Linked DNA regions of Homo sapiens: all the other regions are linked to region 3. A link is an interaction called in ENCODE POLR2A ChIA-PET data of the cell type or tissue named here. Cell type or tissue: CD4-positive, alpha-beta T cell. All regions are shown on one strand. Each heading gives the region's core, and the rest is flanking DNA. Links, peaks and the distances in the headings are about the cores only.

The links. Peaks named below come from ENCODE experiments on the same cell type or tissue, not always from the same donor. Only the 100,000 strongest peaks of a DNase experiment are listed, where the experiment ranks them.
Region 1: POLR2A ChIA-PET joins it to region 3 with 6 read pairs; 2 of 35 experiments call an interaction of 5 or more read pairs at or near these places.
Region 2: POLR2A ChIA-PET joins it to region 3 with 7 read pairs; 2 of 35 experiments call an interaction of 5 or more read pairs at or near these places.

What each region holds. Positions count from the first base shown.
Region 1 is chr14:51,845,387-51,850,386 of GRCh38, forward strand. It overlaps a transcript of GNG2 not described here. Among named protein-coding and RNA genes, the nearest start is that of GNG2, 13 kb to the right of the region's middle. RefSeq lists enhancers at 1,725-1,824, 2,155-2,214, 2,776-2,925. In CD4-positive, alpha-beta T cell, for the core only: a CTCF peak has its summit at 2,296; DNase peaks (open chromatin) are centred at 1,345, 1,595, 1,995, 3,955 and 1 weaker place; H3K4me3 peaks cover 1,265 bases; H3K27ac peaks cover 3,875 bases.
Region 2 is chr14:53,106,436-53,111,435 of GRCh38, forward strand. All of the region lies in intron 1 of DDHD1 (DDHD domain containing 1), which reads right to left. Among named protein-coding and RNA genes, the nearest start is that of DDHD1, 44 kb to the right of the region's middle. RefSeq lists an enhancer at 2,581-2,880. In CD4-positive, alpha-beta T cell, for the core only: no CTCF peak of the experiment used is centred there; a DNase peak (open chromatin) is centred at 2,706; H3K4me3 peaks cover 1,660 bases; H3K27ac peaks cover 2,434 bases.
Region 3 is chr14:52,738,634-52,747,072 of GRCh38, forward strand. It overlaps STYX (serine/threonine/tyrosine interacting protein), which reads left to right. Exons shown (of 11, transcript NM_145251.4): 2 at 6,219-6,251; 3 at 7,793-7,846. Among named protein-coding and RNA genes, the nearest start is that of STYX, 13 kb to the left of the region's middle. In CD4-positive, alpha-beta T cell, for the core only: no CTCF peak of the experiment used is centred there; DNase peaks (open chromatin) are centred at 3,438 and 4,048; H3K4me3 peaks cover 1,716 bases; H3K27ac peaks cover 4,581 bases.

The DNA of each region.
Region 1 (5,000 bases), core at 1-5,000, 890 kb before region 3:
AGGAGGCTGAGGTGGGAGGATTGACTGAACCCAGGAGGTCAAGGCTGCAGTGAGCTGAGATCATACCACTGCACTCCAACCTGGGTGACAGTGAGACCTGTCTCAATAAATAAATAAATATCCATGGATCTTTAAACTATAATTAGATCTTAGAGGCAATCTTGCCCAGCATTTCTCAAAGTATGCTCTGAAGAACTACGAGAGATTCTGTGAAGGCAGTACTCAGTGGCCAAATACGTTTGGGAAATGCCATTCTTATTCTGTAGAACTCCCTCTCAGAGAGTCATCCCAGATGTCAGAATATCAAAAGCCCCGAGAAGTCCCATGGTAAATAAACCTGGTCAATGTTCTTGAACCTAAGATTTTGCAAAATGATTTGAGCTCTGAATTCCCCATCTGCACTTTTTACCCTGCGTGCCACCTATTGATCCAGTTTGGGACGTGCTGGCCTGAGTGATGAGTCAGTGGTATATGCTGGAAATAATATTAAGAAATGGTAGTTACAGGGCTGGATCCATCCTCTTTGTGCTCTGTAGTCCCCCGGGCACAGAGTTTTGTCTCGACATCACTGCTCCAGCATCTATAAAACATGGGACACTCCAGTTCATTGCAGCTTCCACCTTTGACAAGATAGGTATTACAAAATGACCTTGTGATTCAGCTGCCAAAAATTAACAGTAAAGCACCAGTAACTCTGTGAATCCTACTAGATTCAGTTTTTAAAATGTATAAACCATTTGTCAAAAGGCAGAAAGGTGGATATTGGAAAAGGAAAAACAGATTAATTTTAAACTACTTGACTCAGATATAATCATGAAAAATCAAGGAGGTGAGTTATCAACCATTTTAGTTTTTGTATATATTTGGAGTAATATAGAATATTTTTTACATACAATTTTTTTCACACACAAGTTCTCATCATACATATTACTAAAGATGGATAATACCTAGGTTATGAAAACCATATAAACCTGGATTAATCAATTTTTCTTATGTGGTTTTATCAGGCTGTTACAAATCAATTTTAAAAAGACAGGAAAGCAGCTAAATTTGTTGTTAATTCTCTGAAGTTGTTGGATAGAAGTAAAAATTCAACCTCAACCCCATATTAAATTCAAGCATTTGGAATCTTAATTCTAAAATTTAGAACTATAAAAAGAAGAACATTCTAAAAAAATGTGTGTGCGACCTGTTTTTTGCTTTGTTTTCTACCTAACTTAATTCTGCCACCCAGCTGAATATTTCAGGTTTCCTTGGTGGAACGCAGGCTGAGTGCTGAAGGGCTCTAGTCACCTGAGAATGGCATCTGCCTGCCCGTCACCATGCCAACACCCCTGGCTACAAAAAAGGGATTTCCCCTTTTTCCAGTCTTCCCTCCCATGTGGGACAGGTGCATGCACCCCTACTCCAGGAAGGGCACCATTCCTAATTACAATTGCTTCCTTCCCTCCACTTTTGTGTGAGAGAAGAAAGCTTGAGATGCAATCCTTTGTCTTTTCAAACATGATTCTTTTGGTTTTGTTTTGTTTTCTCGCTATTCTTACTGACGTCTTTGTGTGGTGCAGCGGCTGGGATCCCACTGCATCTACATGGCAACCAGGAAATCAGTCATTCAGAGTTTCCATGGTAACCAGAGGGGGGGAGGGGTGGAAAAATCCATTTTATCACGGTATGCTGTGTCCCTTCCTGGAAGCCTACAGAATTTTTAGACAGAGGTCATTATGAAATCAACAACAACAACAAACGCCCGTTGGCATCAAGACAGGCCTGTGAACTGGCATCCCCAGGCAGGCTGCAGACTGGGAGGGTGGGAGTGAGCATGCAGCTGACCCCACCATGAGGCACAGGGCGTCGCCTTCTCCCCTCAGCACAGAGGAGAGGTGACGAATGCCACTTGGTCTCTGCAGCGTCTGTAGAGGGAAGTCTGTAAGCGGGAGTGTCAACCCCAATTGGCAGATTCTCTGACACTTCAAGTCTGCAAAGGAAAAGCAGGTAACCGACGTTGTGTAAGAAGTGAGCCTCTTGGTTTGGGTGGGGGCACAGCTCTACTTTTATGGTAAGAGTAGCCCTGACTACGGAAGTGGGCTGAAGGGTGCTGTCCCAAGAAAAGCGGAAGTATCTGTTGAGTCTTGTTTCCTGTCACATCCTGGAGCTGAAGGTAGTCACATTTCAAATTTAAAAAAAAGAAAGTCATGTGAAGTTAACCAGTGAGATTATCTTTTACAGGCAGGATAATTAGAATCCTCAGTGGTGTAGAATCTTCCACCTACAGGCGGGTTGAGTTTTATCACAGACGAGAGGGGCCATGGACCCTCAGAAGGCCTTAGCTCCTGGATTTATTTAGTCTGACCTTTGGAGAGTCAAATTACCAAGAGGTGATCGCACTTCCAACTAAAATTGAGAATGTGCTCCTTGATTTTAAAAAGTCTTCTAATGGCGATATTCTAATAGGCCAGGACATAGGGATGTTACTCTATGAATACAGGTCCTTTTTCTTTTTTTTTTTTTTTTTTTTTTTTTTTGTAAAATGAAAAATTACCTCTCATCTTCCTTTTTAACAGTGGAAGATTAGGCTTTTCCTTTTTCCTCTTTGGAAATTGAGATGAACAAATTCTTGATTTCCTTCCCTCTTCACTCCACACTGCCCCCTCCACTCTCTTGAGTCCATCCTAGTAAATAGCTCCACCAGTCACCATTCACTTTGGAGTCTTCCTCACCCTTACTCTCCTTCCCTCACATCCAAGTCAGCAGCAAATTCTTATAGCCCTAGTTTCAAAATAGAGCCTGAATCCAATCTCTCCCCCTTGCCTTTACTATTTGTCATCCTAAGCCAAGCCAACATCATCTTTCTAAATTCCAAAAGGCCCTCCTCATTGTTCTAGTTTCTATTTTGGCTAGCGTCATTCTGGTCTCACAATGCAAGTCAGATCATGTCATGCCCTTGTTCAGACCATTTCCCACCCCGTGGCTGTACATCACACTCAGAATACAACCGTGACCAACAAAACTCTATGAAGTATAGCCCCCGACTACTGCCCCATCCTTATACCCTATGTGTGCATTCTGCTCTATCCATGCTGACCCCTCCTTGATGCTTCTGAACACACCCAACTTCTGCAGTCTCAGGGGAGAGTACTGTGCACTTGTTGAAATATTCTTCCCTAGATGTTAGGAGGCCTCCTCTCACTTCCTTCAGGTCTCTGTCTAAATGTCTTCTCCTGCAGGAGGATGTTTGTATCAGCCTGGGTATATTAGGAAATAGAAGGCACACCATTTTTAGGAGAATGAAGGGAGTATTTACAGAGGTATGTGTGGGGATCAGGAAACCAACAGCAAGATCTGATGCCACACCTAGGCTCGAATGGGCTAGTGTTGGAGGAATGCAGAGATTTGCAGTCCTGGACACCTGTGGGGCTGCCCAGAAGAAGTTGTGGTTCTTGAGGAAGGAAACCAGGACCAGAGAAGAATGCTGAGGAATAGACACACTGACCTCACTTTCTACCCGCTGGTCTAACACAGATGGAAATCAGAGATCGAGGGAGTTGGAGTAATGAAGTACTGGGTACTATACAAGTTATCTACTGGTATATAACAAATGATCCCCAAAACAGCGGTTTCATACAATATATACTTTTTTTCTCTTATAGTTTCTGTGGGTCAGGAATTTGGGAGCAGCTTATCTTAACATTTCTGGCCCTCAGTCTAACTTGAGGTTACAGTCAAAATGTCAGTTGTTTGAAGGCTTGTCTGGGGTGGAGGATCCATTTCCAAGGTGGCTCGCTTACATGGCTGGCAAGTTGGTGCTGGTTGTTGACAGGAGACCTAAGATCCTCCCCACATCGACCTCTCCACAGGGCAACTTGAGTGACCTCACAACATGGCACCTGGTTTCCCCCAGAGCAAATGCTCAAGGAGGCCAAGGTGGAAGCTACAGGGCCTGTTATGACCTAGCCTTGAAAAATCACACATTGTCACTTCAGCCACATTCTATTAGTCACACAGATCAGTTCTGACTCAGTGTGGGAAGAGACTATACCAGAGTATGAACAGTAGAAGCCAAGAAATAATTGAGGGCCATCTTGGAGAGCAAAGCAAAGTGGAGAATGAATTGAAAAGGGTGAGGGAGGAGATGGCGATCAGAGAATAACCAGCACCCTTCCTTGATCATTCAATTTAAAATACTGGGTACATTCCTGCTGCTCTGTTCCCCTTCACTGCTTTATTTTTCTTCTCAAAATTTAATGCTACCTGACATATTTATTTGTTAATGATTTTATTTTTGCATTCCCTCACTATCATGTAAAATCCATGCGATCAGAAACACTGTTTTGTTTCCTTCTGGCACCTAGTAAACTTCCAATAAATATTTGTATATTCAAATGTATAAATTATACCTAATTTTAGATACAAAGCAAATGCTTTTTTTTTTTTTTTTTTTGAGACAAGGTTTCACTCTGTTGCCCATGATGGAGTGCAGTGTCATGATTGTTGCAGCTCATTGCAGCCTCTATCTTTTGGGCTCAGGTGATCCTCCCACTTTAGCCTCCCAAGTAGTTGGGACTATAGGCGGGTACCACCATGCCTGCCTAATAAAAAATAAATGCTTTTAAATGGCCAATTCCAGTAATATCCCCATCCTTTTTAAACCAAAAAGTTGTTCCTCCCAACCCAACTCCATCCCTAAAAAGACTAATACTAATCACGGAATTAAAACTTTGTTTCTGGGAGTTTTGAAAGCAGCATAGTTGCCTCTTGGTCCTTTCTCTTTCTTCAGCTTCTGTTGTTTTCATTTGGCTGTTCCTTGGAGATTTTATTTTTGTTTTTTGCACTCCCACCCTTAATTTTAGAAGCAAGTTTTCATATTTCTTCCTCTTAAAGTAAGTTGCCTCTTATGTGGCTGTTAAAATTGCCTGTTTATGTGGCTCCCATTTGAGTTCTCTTTGCGGCAATCTTATTTAAAAAACAGCTCTCATGAAAAAAATAAACCCCTCCCTCCTAAT
Region 2 (5,000 bases), core at 1-5,000, 370 kb after region 3:
ATCACTTGAGGCCAGGAGTTCAAGACCAGCCTAGCCAACACAGCAAAACCCCAGCTCTACTAAAAATATAAAAATTAGCTGGGCATGGTGGTGCATGCCTATAATCCCAGCTACAGGAGGCTGAGGCATGAGAATTACTTGAACCTGGGAGGCGGAGGTTGCAGTGAGCCAAGATCATGCCCCTGCACTCCAGCCTGGGTGACAGAGTGAGACCAAAAAAAAATATATTGTTCTTAAGGAATCTGATGTCAGCCTGATTTTATTAATAATATAATCTTTTTTCCCCTCTCAAGAGGCCCAGGAAAAAAGTCTTTAAAATCTAATAGTTTTACTAGGCTATGACTCAGAGCTGTTCTGTATTAATCTGTCCATGATGGGGCCTTTTAATATGTAAAATTTGAAATTTCCTATTATTTCTGAAAAGTGTTGAGTTATGGTTTAATTAGTTCTGTTCTAGTGATTTGCTTTTCTTCTTTAGGGACTCCAATTTTAAGTATGTTAGGTCTTCTTTTGCCTGTATTGAATTTAAACTACTTTTTACATTCTCTTGGTTGTTTTCCTTCCTTTTATCAATGGCTCTTATTAGATTTTTATTTGAATCTATTCTCCACGGGCACCTTGTAATTAATATACAGTAGTCCCCCCTTATCTGTGGGGGATACATTCCAAGACCCCCACTGGATGCCTGAAGCCTTAAATAGTATTGAACCTTATAATGTTTTTGCAATATATACATATTTATGATAAAGCTTACTTTATAAATTAGGCACAATAAGAGATTAACAACAACTAATAATAAAATCCAACAATTATAACAATGTGCTAGCATCACCACTCTTGCGCTTTGGAGCCATTATTAAATAAAATAAAGGTAACTTGAACACAAGCACTTCAAAACCACCACAGTTGATCTGATAACCAAGACAGCTACTAAATGACTAATGGACCAGTGGCATAAACAGCTGCATATCCTAGACAAAGGAATAACTCCCATCCTGGGCAGGATGGAGCAGGATGGCTGGAGACTTCATCACACCAATCAGAAAAGCATCCAATTTAAAACTTGTAATTGTGGCTGGATACAGTGGCTAATGCCTGTAATCCCAGTACTTTGGGAGGCCGAGGCAGGAGGATCACCTGAGGTCAGGAGATTGAGACCAGACTGGCCAACATGGTGAAACCTCATCTTTACTAAAAATACAAAAATTAGCCAGGCATGGTGGTACACACCTATAGTCCCAGCTACTTGGGAGGCTGAGGCAGGAGAATCACTTGAACCCGGGAGGCGGAGGTTGCAGTGAGCTGAGATCGTGCTGAGAGACAGGACTAGCTGGATTTTCTAGGCTGACTAAGAATCCCTGAGCCTAGCTGGGAAGGTGACTGCATCCACCTTTAAACACGGGGCTTGCAACTTAGCTCACACCCGACCAATCAGGTAGTAAAGAGAGCTCACTAAAAAGCTAATTAGGCAAAAACAGGAGGTAAAGAAATAGCCAATCATCTATTGCCTGAGAGCACAGCGGGAGGGACAATGATCAGGATATAAACTCAGGCATTCAAGCCAGCAACAGCTACCCTCTTTGGGTCCCCTCCCTTTGTATGGGAGCTCTGTTTTCACTCTATTAAATCTTGCAACTGCACTCTTTTCTGGTCCGTGTTTGTTACGGCTCGAGCTGAGCTTTCATTCCCCATCCACCACTGCTGTTTGCCACCATCGCAGACCTGCCGCTGACTTCCATCCCTCCGGATCCGGCAGGGTGTCTGCTGTGCTCCTGATCCAGCGAGGCGCCCACTGCTCTTCCCGACTGGGCTAAAGGCTTGCCATTGTTCCTGCACAGCTAAGTGCCCGGGTTCATCCTAATTGAGCTGAACACTAGTCACTGGGTTCCAAGGTTCTCTTCCGTGACCCACGGCTTCTAATACAGCTATAACACTCACTGCATGGCCCAAGATTCCACTCCTTGGAATCCGTGAGGCCAAGAACCCCAGGTCAGAGAACGTGAGACTTGCCACAAGCTTGGAAGCAGCCCGCTGCCATCTTGGGAGCTCTGGGAGCAAGGACCCCTGGTAACAGTGCCATTGCACTCCAGCCTGGGTGACAGAGCAAGACTCTGTCTCAAAAAAACCAAAACCAAAAAACAAAAACAATTTAAAATTGCTTATTTCTGGAATTTTCCATTTAATATTTTTGGACTCTAGTTGACTGTGGCTAACTGAAACTGCAGAAAGCGAAACCACAGCTATAAAGCTGGATTACTGTAGTCTCCCGAGATGGCTTTGCCTTTCTCTTCAATTTCTTTCCTGTGTTCAATCAAATTTTGTTGCACTTCTTCCTTTTTCACTTCTTTTCATGTCAGAGTTTAGATTTCTGCTTCTAAGTTTGTGGTTTTTGTAGTATGTTCACAGATTTGTTTGAGAATATTTTATTTGGTTGGAGCACTGAGATGCCCTTTCCCTTTGCATTTGCTTTTTTGGGGAGAAGTTTTATCAACTGAAACACTTTCTTTCAAATTTTTATATTCCTCTTAAAGTAGCTTTGTGTAGCATTTGATTCATTTCTATTCTTGAGCATAGGGTTCTTGGGTTCTTAGTTTAAGAGCATTCACTTCTGCAGATTAGTAAAGAGGAGCGCCTATAATGGACGGTGTTACGGTGGAGTTGTTGGGTGGGGGTTGGGTTGCCGTGCCTTGTTTCTCTTTCATTTCTCTAGAAGCCTCAATTTTATCCCCACTTCCTTCCTTTCCTCTTGCTGCCATGCCTCCAAGAGGTGTCGTTCTTTTCTCTGTCTCTTCTAGGAGCAATGCTACTCTGAAGCTGCTGCTTGTGGCCCCTCTCACTTTCATACAGCTTCCTGTAGCTAGTTCTATAAATTACCAAGTCCTAGGCCTGTCTTTGTACCTGGCAACGCTGAGGACTTTTTCTGAGGGTGATGTTGCCTGTGGTTTATTTTAACCTCTGTTCCCTTCTCCTATTTTCTCAGTCTCTTAAGCCTTTCCTTACCCAGCTCTTCCCACTCACAGGTTTGTAGCAGCAACAGGAACCATTGTAATGTGCTATTTCCTTGTATAAAGGTAATTAAAAATTCATGGTATCATCTGTCTTGCGGTAGTGCTGAAAGTGTCAGTTATGTATGGTTTCTGTGTATATATATGTGTGTGTGCATGTGTGTGTGGAGTCCTTTTGTTCTTACAGCTTTTGGGGAGGACATGCGGAGAGATTTAGATTTGGACAGTTGCCATTATCTTCCAGACCCAGAAGCTCATCTCATTTAACAATAATCTTAAAAGGCTATCATTCTCCCAACTTTACAAATGAATAAGCTAAGTCTTAGTGAAACTAAATAATTTGCTTAAAGGCACATAGCTACTAGTAATGTGAGAACCAAGATTCCAACCAAAGTTTGAGTTCAAAGTTCATTCAAGCTCTTTCTACTACATAATACAACCTATACTCTCAAATACAAAATGCATTTTCAGCTCTCATTTAGTTCTCACCTCCCAAGCAGTAGAGGTTCTTTACTGGTGTTCAACCACAAATAGTCATGAAACCCTTAGCTTCCTGGAAAAAAATTGAACAAAACAAAACACACACCCATTTTTCCACCTGCATTCCCTATCACAGTGAATGGAAAGCTGACAGTATTTAGGTGGCTACCCAAGGCAGAAACCTGGGAGTCATCCAAGATGCTGCCTCCTCAAGTACTTCTTACAACTGGACACTAAATGCTGTTTATTCCATCTCCTAAATCACTCTCAAATTCATCCCTTGTTTATCAGGCCTACAGTCATTATTTGAGTTCACACTAATCATTTCTTGTTTTATTTCAGAAGCCTCCTACGTAAACTCAGTATCCCTAGTTTCAACTCTACAACACTCTCACCACCATTACCCAATGCCTACTCACAAGCAAGTGTATATGTAAGTACATGCACATACATTCAGATTCCCTTCATTTACTCTCTCCTCCTTAAAACCCAGAATGTGTTGTGCTGGTTCTTACTTCTGTATCTTGCATATGCTGTTCCTTCTGTCTGGGATGCTTGTGCCTATTTTCTACATTTAGCTAGCTTTTACATTTACTTCTTCAGGAAAGCCTTTCTTCACCTTCTATGATTTCACTGAAATAATTCTGTACATGTCTGTCAGTATTTTTCTTAACTGTATTCTATTTAGTCTTCCTCCTTTCTCTGGAATTCTTAGATACAGGTGTTATGTCTTCATACATCTTGAGAACTCAAAAGATAAGAGTAACTATCATAGCTAGGCGTGGTGGCTCAAACCTGTAATCCCAGCACTTAAGGACGCTGAGGTGGGCGGATCATCTGAGGTCACGAGTTCGAGACTAGCCTGGCCAACATGGTGAAACCCTGTCTCTACTAAAAATATAAAATTAGCTGGGCTTGGTGGTAACACGCCTGTAATCCCAGCTACTCAGGAGGCTGAGGCAGAAGAATCTCTTGAACCCGGGAGGCGGAGGCTGCAGTGAGCTGAGATCACACCATCGCACCTGCACTCCAGCCTAGGTGACACAGCGAGAGTCCGTCTCAAAAAAAGAGAAAATAACTAAGTCATTATCCTAATTACAATTGCTAGGAAGAACGGTCTTTATTGAAATCAAAAGAAGAACATGGGTTCTTCTTGACTGAAAAATAATTCTAAGGTTCATTTTCTACTATGCAAATGCTTGAGTGGATCTCATGTGTGAGTAGGAATACATTCGCAATAAAGATATTTATGTGGCCGGGCGCGGTGGCTCACGCCTAGAATCCCAGCACTTTGGATTGTCTAATCCAGATCAGCCCCTGAACTATTAAATATCTAATGTATTAATGCACTGTTGCCATCAAACCATCCTTTATGTTTTCTTATAGAAAAACATATTCTAAGTTATAATTTAGACCATCAAGCATTTATTTCTCCATTAGGGTAAAGACTATATCCCATAAATCATTTTTTTTTTTTAACAGTAGCTAGGACTGGGTAGCTATTGGTGATAATGA
Region 3 (8,439 bases), core at 1,637-6,636:
AATATGACACCTTGATATATTGATTACTTTAAGTTGGAAACACTTGCAAAGTAGCAAATGCAAAGAAACACTTTCTCTGAACTCCTGTTACCTACCTAAGGACAGATCCTCCAAAAGAAGCTCAGTTTGCTCCTAGGGAGTTTGATCAACCAGGGAAGATTGTCTCTTATCACTGGAGAGGAGAGTAAAAGTCAGCACCACACCCAGACAAACTGACACAAAGTATCATCTATTATTATTCTAAGGGCCCATTTATCTTTCTCCAGAATTGTTCTTCTAAATTGCCTGTATACCTCTACCCCCATGCTATATAAAGGGTATATAAACTCCTAAATATCACTTTTTTTTTTTTTGTATACACGTTTCTTTCCTGTGATACCCCCATGCACATAATGAATCTGTATACCTTTTCTCCGTTTAGTTTATTTCATAGACTGGTTTGAAATATCACGGATTTTGTTTGTTTTTGGTATACACTTTTTAAAAATACCACTTTTTTTTTTTTGGTATACACTTTTCTTTCCTGTGATACTCCCATACACATAATAAATTTGTATACATTTTCTCCATTTAGTTTATTTCATAGACTGTTATCGAATCCTGATGGTAGAGGGAAAGTCTTCCTTGCCTTACACAAGTATTTCCCAGAATATATTTACACCATTCCTTGATATGTGTTGCCCTGTTTTTTTTTCTTTAATTACACAAAATTTAGTGATTTCACTTTAGATAAATTCAAAAGTACTCATTTCTTTAATTGATTTTCTTCTTTATCACAGCTCTGACAAGTTGCTTCAGGAAGATAAGGCTGGCTGTTAGACTACTTGAGAATCTTTTAAAAAGAAAAAAGTCAATAACATTTAGTGCAGTAGATCTCTGAAATGCATCTATTTTGTGCTTATTCTGTGTCAGGCACTGTGCTTATCATTAGGGGTACCATGACTAAAAAGAGTATTTGGCCTAAAGTCTTTAAAAACTGTTTTCTTTTTCCTTTCTTTCTTTTTTTTTTTTTTTTTTTTTTTCGTTGAGATAGGGTCTGTCTCTGTTGCCCAGGCTGGAGTGCAATGGCACCATGATGACTCACTGCAGCCTCGACCTCCCAAGCCCGAGTGATCTTCCTGCCTCAGCCTCCCAAGTAGCTAGGACCTCAGTCATGCACCACCACCGCACCTGGCTAATTTTTTAATTTTTGTAGAGATGAGGTCTCCCTATATTGCCCAGGCTGGTCTTGAACTCGGGCTCAAGCTATCCTCCTGCCCCAGCCTTCCAAAGGGCTGGGATTGCAGGTGTGAGCTACCATACCTGGCTAAAAAACTCATATATAAAAAGATTACCATAACACATTGGTAAGTTAAAGAATCTAGGCTGGGCGCGGTGGCTCATGCCTGTAATCCCAGCACTTTGAGAGGCCGAGGCAGGTGGATCATGAGGTCAGGAGTTCAAGACCAACCTGGCCAAGATGGTGAAACCCCATCTCTACTAAAAATACAAAAATTAGCCAGGTTTGGTGGTGGGCGCTTGTAATCCCAGCTACTCAGGAGGCTGAGGCAGATAATTGCTTGAACCTGGGAAGCGGAGGTTGCAGTGAGCTGAGATCGTGCCACTGCATTGCACTCCAGCCTAGGCGACAGAGCGAGACTCCGTCTCAAAAAGAAAAAAAAAGTATCTAGTAAACAATTACATTTCCCTCATTGCTGGCTTAGAAATTACATGCTTTATTTCTATTCTGTTAATATCCATAAATTAGTCATTATTTTATGCAGCCAATATTTGTTTAATTGTAACTGTATGTTTGCCGTAAAGTTCATTCTTACATTGAAAGACTGTATAGTATATTGATTCAGAGAATGAACTCTGGGTTCAGACTCTCTGGATCCAAAATCAAGTTACTTAGGTTCTCTATGACTAAAATAGACAGTGATAGTATCCCTTCTTCAAAGAACATTTTAACTTTTTTTCTTTAAAGATATTTTTCCGAGCATATATTCTTAATTAACAGTTGTTTTTGTCCTGCCACTATGAATGAATTATTTGTGTCCTCTGGCTTCTGTTCATGCAATTGAGAAGTCAGTGTCCATCTGATTGTCCTTCCTTTGTGTGTAATCTGTCTTTTGTCTAGTTGATCTTTTTTAATAAAGGTAAAATTTATATAGTGTAATGTACAAATAGTAAGTGTGCAGTTCATTGAGTTTTGATGAACATACACTAATCCACCCCATCAAGATACAAGAACATTCTATTAGCATAGAAGGTTACATCTATTTCCAGGCATTTCCTCTCCCATTCCACAATAGGAAACCAGATTTCTATCAACATAGATTAGTTTTCCTTGCTCTTGAACTTGATACAAATGGAATCATGCAAATGGACTCTTTTGTGTGTGGCTTTCTTCACTGAGCATAATGTCAATGAAATTCATCCATGTTGTTGTGTTTATGAGTACTTCGTAGACTTTTATCCCTGAGTACTACTATTCCTTTGTATGAAGAGACCATAGACATTTGAGTTCTTTGAGACTACAATAAATAAAGCTGCTATAAATATTCATGTATAAGTCTTTGTGTGGATATATGTTTTTATATATATATATATATATATTTTTTTTTTGGTAAAGCCTAGGAGTGGAATGGCTAGATATTATAATAGGGTAGGTGTATGTTTACCATTTCATTTTACATTCCCACCAGCAATGTGTGAGAGTCCCAGTTGCTCCACATCATCACCAGCATTTGGTGTTGTCAATTTTTTTAACTTTAACCATTCTAATGGTAGGTAATGATATCTTTTGATTTTACTTTTGAGTTTCGTGTGTGTGTGTATGAGAGATGGAGTCTCACTCTGTCACCCAGGCTGGAGTGCAGTGGTGCAATCTCGGCTCACTGCAGCTTCCACCTCCCAGATTCAAGCAACTCTCCTGCCTCAGCCTCCCGGGTAGCTGGGACTACAGGCGTGCCACCTCCATGCCTGGCTAATTTTTATATTTTTAGTAGAGACAGGGTTTCACCATGTTGCCCAAGCTGGTAAACTTCTGAGCTCAAGTGATCCGCCTACCTCAGTCTCCCAAAGTACTTGGTAATTTACAGGTGTAAGCCACCGCACCTGGCCTATTCACTGATTTTTAATTTCAATTATACTTCTTATTTCTACATATTCTGTGTTTTTAAAAATCAATTTCTTAGTCTGGTCATATTTTGATACTCTAATTTCTTTAAATTTTTTATATTTTTCGTTATTGCTTATAATATCTGCAGTTTTGTAAGTGTAACTCAGTTGTTTCTGCTTCCTGTGGTGGCTCATTTCCTGTTTTTAAATTAGTTTTTGATTGTGAGCTTGTTGGGACTTTATCTGTGTGAATTATTTCTGATCTAGGTTTAAGGTGTGTTTTTCTAGAGAATATGCATTTGCTTCTTCCAGGAATCCAGGGATGCAATCTACCCAGGACCACTTACATTAAATTCTCACTTGGCCTCACAAAAGTAACTGAATTCTAACCCCAAACTTGAGTGGATGCCAGATTGTGGTTAGGAAGACCCCACTCCACCACTACCAATACCTACCCAGAGCCAAAGCTAGGAAGGACAAGAGTACTCACTTCTGTGGGATGAGTTGAGTTTTTGTTTTTCTTTCTTTCCCTAGTTTATCTTTCACTGAGGATGTTGCCTTTGGGAGTTCTAGCTTTTTGGTCTTGATCTGAGTTCGACTTTGAGCAGATCATAGACTTTGTCTTATGTTTACAAGTACGTTTCCACTTAAAATAAGGCCGTAGTGAAGATGTAGAACAACTAGAAGTCCCATACATTGCTGGTGGGAGTGTACAGTGGTTTTACAAAACTTTTGGCAGTATCTAGTAAAGCCAAACATAGGCCTACCCTGTGTCAAAAGACAAAATTACAACAAATTTAGCTTAAAAATCTAACTCACTTTTATTAGTGGTTCATGAATCAGGCAGTGTGTCATCAAAAGATTTAGAAAAGGCATTTCAGTGTGCTGAGCAGAGGAAGTTGAATTTATAGGCAAAATCTAGCTAAATAAAGCAGAAATGAAACAAAAAGTGGATTGGTCATTTCAAAGTTAGTTTCTTTATAGTATTAAAACACAGGGGACTTCCTTATGCTGGCTCAGGATAACTGGCCTCCTTCTGATTGATTGCTATGAATCTTTTGATTTTTTTTTTTTTTTTGAGATGGAGTTTCACTGATGTTGCCTAGGCTGGAGTGCAATGCCACGATCTCAGCTCACTGCAACCTCCGCTTCCAGGTTCAAGCGATTCTCCTGCCTCAGCCTCCCAAGTAGCTGGGATTACAGGCTCCCGCCACCATGCCTGGCTAATTTTTGTATTTTTAGTAGAGATGGAGTTTCACCATGTTGGCCAGGCTGGTCTCAAATTCCTAACCTCAGGTGATCCACCCGCCTCAGCCTCCCAAAGTGCTGGGATTACAGGTGTGAGCCACCGCGCCCGGCTTTTTGATTTTTTTAAACTGTCATTACTCGGGGTTTATAGTCTACTACTATATTGCTGAGAACAGTTTTCAAGATTAAAAATAAAAATGTTTTCTGTTTCTCTTAGTTAAAAAAAAAAACCTGTCTCTCATTGTAGGATTATTATTCTCTCTTTTCATTATAGATGTATACTATTTCTACCTTCTGTGTTAAAAATACTTTTCTGGGCCGGGGGCAGTAGCTCACTCCCGAAATCCCAGCACTTTGGGAGGCCGAGGCGGGCAGATCACGAGGTCAGGAGATCAAGACCATCTTGGCTAACACGGTGAAACCCCGTCTCTACTAAAAGCACACAAAAAAATTATGGCGTGGTGGTGGGTGCCTGTAGTCCCAGCTACTCGGGAGGCTGAGGCAGGAGAATGGTGTGAACCCGGGAGACGGAGCTTGCATTGAGCCGAGATCGCGCCACTGCACTCCAACCTGGATGACAGTGTAAGACTCGGTCTCAAAAAATAAAAAAATAAAAAAAATACTTTTCTGACTTAGAGAATCTGGGTGAAGGGTAAATGGAATTCCTTGTACTATTTTTGCAACTTTTCTATAATCCTAAAATTGTTTCAAAATAAAAGGTTAAAAAAATATTTTCCAGACTACTTCAGAAACCTAATTACTAATAATAATTCTGAGTTTTAAGCAACCAACTTAGAAACTTTTGGAATGCAGTCAACCCACTGACAAATGAGGACTATCTGTACTATAGTATTTTTTTAGACGGGGTCTCAGTCTGTCACCCTAGCTGGAGTGGTGGGGTGATCTCAGCTCATTGCAACCTCTGCCTCCCAGGCTCAAGCGATCTTCCCACCTCAGCCTCCTGTGTAGATGGGATTACAGGCAGGCTCCACCATGCCCAACGAATTTTTTTGTATTTTTAGTAGAGAAGGGGTTTCACCCTGTTTCCCAGGCTGGTCTCAAACTCCTGAGCTCAAGCAATCTGCCTGCCTCGGCATCCCAAAGTGCTGGGATTACAGACATGAGCCACAGAGCCTGGCCTTTTAGTCTATTTCGATTCTTCATTTCAATTCACTATACTTTTTTTCTAAGTTTTAAAATATTTTTTATCTTTTACCATTGACATTTTGTGTTGTTTTACAGCTTCTTTATATTGGTCTGCATTCCAAAGACAAAATGAAGTCTCTTATGTTTTGTGATATGTGTTAAAATAATTGAACTAGACAAGAATGTTAGGCCCAAGTGAGATGAAGGAAAGGCTCTTTGATAAGCATTTGGCATTTTAGATCAGAGATGGCAAGTACGTATGACATAGCATTCTTCTTTTATCCATTTCAGATATTATTTGTTGATCAGACACTCTTCTTCCTGTCTTGGACCACACAGTGTTTTAGGTATCTGCTGTCAGTTGATTAGAGTTGGCATGAGAAACAAAAAAAATCTATTGGCATCTCTGACTTAGAAGATCAGTTTTGGGAGAATCTTCTGGAATATCTATTCTATTCTTAAGTTTAATGAGTAATTTCATCCATTTTATGAAGTAACATAACAATTCTGGAAGCCTAGTTATTTAAAGAATGCTTTAAGCTTTGTTTCTTGTCACTTCAATTTTCAGATGTTTGTGAAACCAAGTCTGCTATTTTAATAAAATGTTCTTAAAGTATAATGTAACTTTAAAAAATCTACATACTTGTGTGTCACATCTTTAGCCTTTAATTGGGTGACTTTTTAAATGTTATCTACTTTTATTCTTATGTTTTCCTTCCCAGGAGTGGACCTACCCTATGAGACGAGAGATGCAGGTATGGCAACCTTTTCTTTGTTCAAACCAACCCATGTTATTATCATAATAAGAACCTTAGTTTATAGGATTTGAGACCTGCTGATTTCATGATCTGTAGGTTCATCATTATGTATTTTAAATAATTATTTTAAATATTTAAGGTTAATCTTGGATCTTAAAACGATGGGAAATTAGAAAGAGGAACGTAGTAATAGGTGTATGTGCTTAATGAGTCACTTTCTCTTGGTTTTTTTTTTGTTTTTTTTTTTTTTGAAACAGAGTTTCGCTCTTGTTGCCCAGGCTAGAGTGCAATGGCACGATCTCGGCTCACCGCAACGTCCACCTCCCGGGTTCAAGTGATTCTCCTGCCTCAGCCTCCCGAGTAGCTGGGATTACAGGCATGCGCCACCACACCCAGCTAATTTTGTATTTTTAGTAGAGACAGGGTTTCTCCTTGTTCAGGCTGGTCTCACACTCCTGACCTCAGGTGATCCAGTGACCTCAGGTGATCCACCCACCTTGGCCTCCCAAAGTGCTGGGATTACAGGCATGAGCCACCGTGCCTGGCCAATGAGTCACTTTCTTTTTCCTCACGTGAAAAATTGGATACTTTCTTTGTATTCCTTTTGAAAGCAGTTTGCTTTCTCTGTTTGTCTAGATAAGTTAGGGAGAGTTGTCTGTACAGCAAATAAGCATTGTTCATTTTGTGTCCGATTTTTAATCAACTTCCACAATTAAGTCTTCTAGAAGATCAAATTGAATACTTTCAGTTTGGAATGAATTAAACGATAGCTAACCCTCATAGCAGTTCATTTTCTTTTGCATTTCATACCATTTACCGTCAAGTCTGTTTGCCCCAGGATTAAGCAGTATCTTGTTCCTGGGAATCCCATGACTTCTAAAAATCTGTTACTTTTCTCTCTTAATGAAAGTTCACTTTGAAAAAATAGGTGAGTACCTATGAGGCATTTTACTTGGTGTTAGGAGGAATGCAAAGATGACTAAATGTAATTTCTGCCCACAAAAGCCTGGTGGAAGAAATCAGTTTTATATACAAATAATTATGACTTATAGAACTGAACTATAAAGTTACTGTTAGTATCTAGGGTATGATATATCCAGACTGAAAGCTTTCTGTATTGAATTTACATAAAATAAATTTGAATTCAACATCTGGAAGGTACATACTTGTTGAAATTTTGTCAACTGGCAAATATTTGAATTTGGAATTTTTATGTTACAGTAATAATTTGCTTCTATTAACTATAGATAATAGTTTTAGGTCAGGCACAGGAGTTCATGTCTGTAATTCCAGCCGTTTGGGAGGCTGAGGCAGAAGGATCACTAGAGCCCAGGAGTTCCTTATCAGCCTGGGCAACATAGTGAGACTTCGTCTCTATTTTTTAAAGAAAAAAAAAAAGATTAAAAAAATAGATAATAGTTCCAATCTTGTTGTATCTTGTGCTGCTTTTGATTTGGCCAAATAAGGTTTGTCTTATTTATATAGCCTTATAGATTTAAATTGCTGATGGTAAATACCTCAAATTTTTTTTTTTCTAGGAAATTTTACCTGGATTGTTCTTAGGCCCATATTCATCTGCTATGAAAAGCAAGGTATGAACTTTGTTAGATTCATCAAGAGAGACTTTTATTAACCAACTTTTCTTGGGTAAGTTTTTTAGTAATAAAGAGTTTTATTTTAGGGAGCATCCACAAATACTGTCTGTTAACAGTAATTGTCACTCTGGAGTACCTTCCTCTTTCCCTATTTTACTAGACCAGTAGTTCTCAAGTGTTTCACCACAAATCAGAGTTTTTGTTTTTTCCTCATGAAATTTGTATGTTTGAAAGATTTACCAAATAACTGACCTTTAATAACTTATTTACTCTCTAAAACACTAGACATCTGTAATTGCTAATCATAGCTTCAGAACAATATGAGATGTAGTTAAAGCCCAAAATAAGGAATTTCAATGTTTAGTTAAACCTTCCTTATCAAGGGTAAGACTGTGTGTGTTAATTGAAAGTCATTCACCTTAGTTCTGTTTTGCCAGCCAGACTTTAGAGAGCTAGTTGGTATCCCCGCTCTGAAATTTGAAACTTTTTGAGCACCAGTATGTCACTCGAAGGAAATCCTCACTGGAGTATTTCGGATTTCGGATTTTTGGATTAGGGATGCTCAATTATAAGTATAATGCAAATAGGCA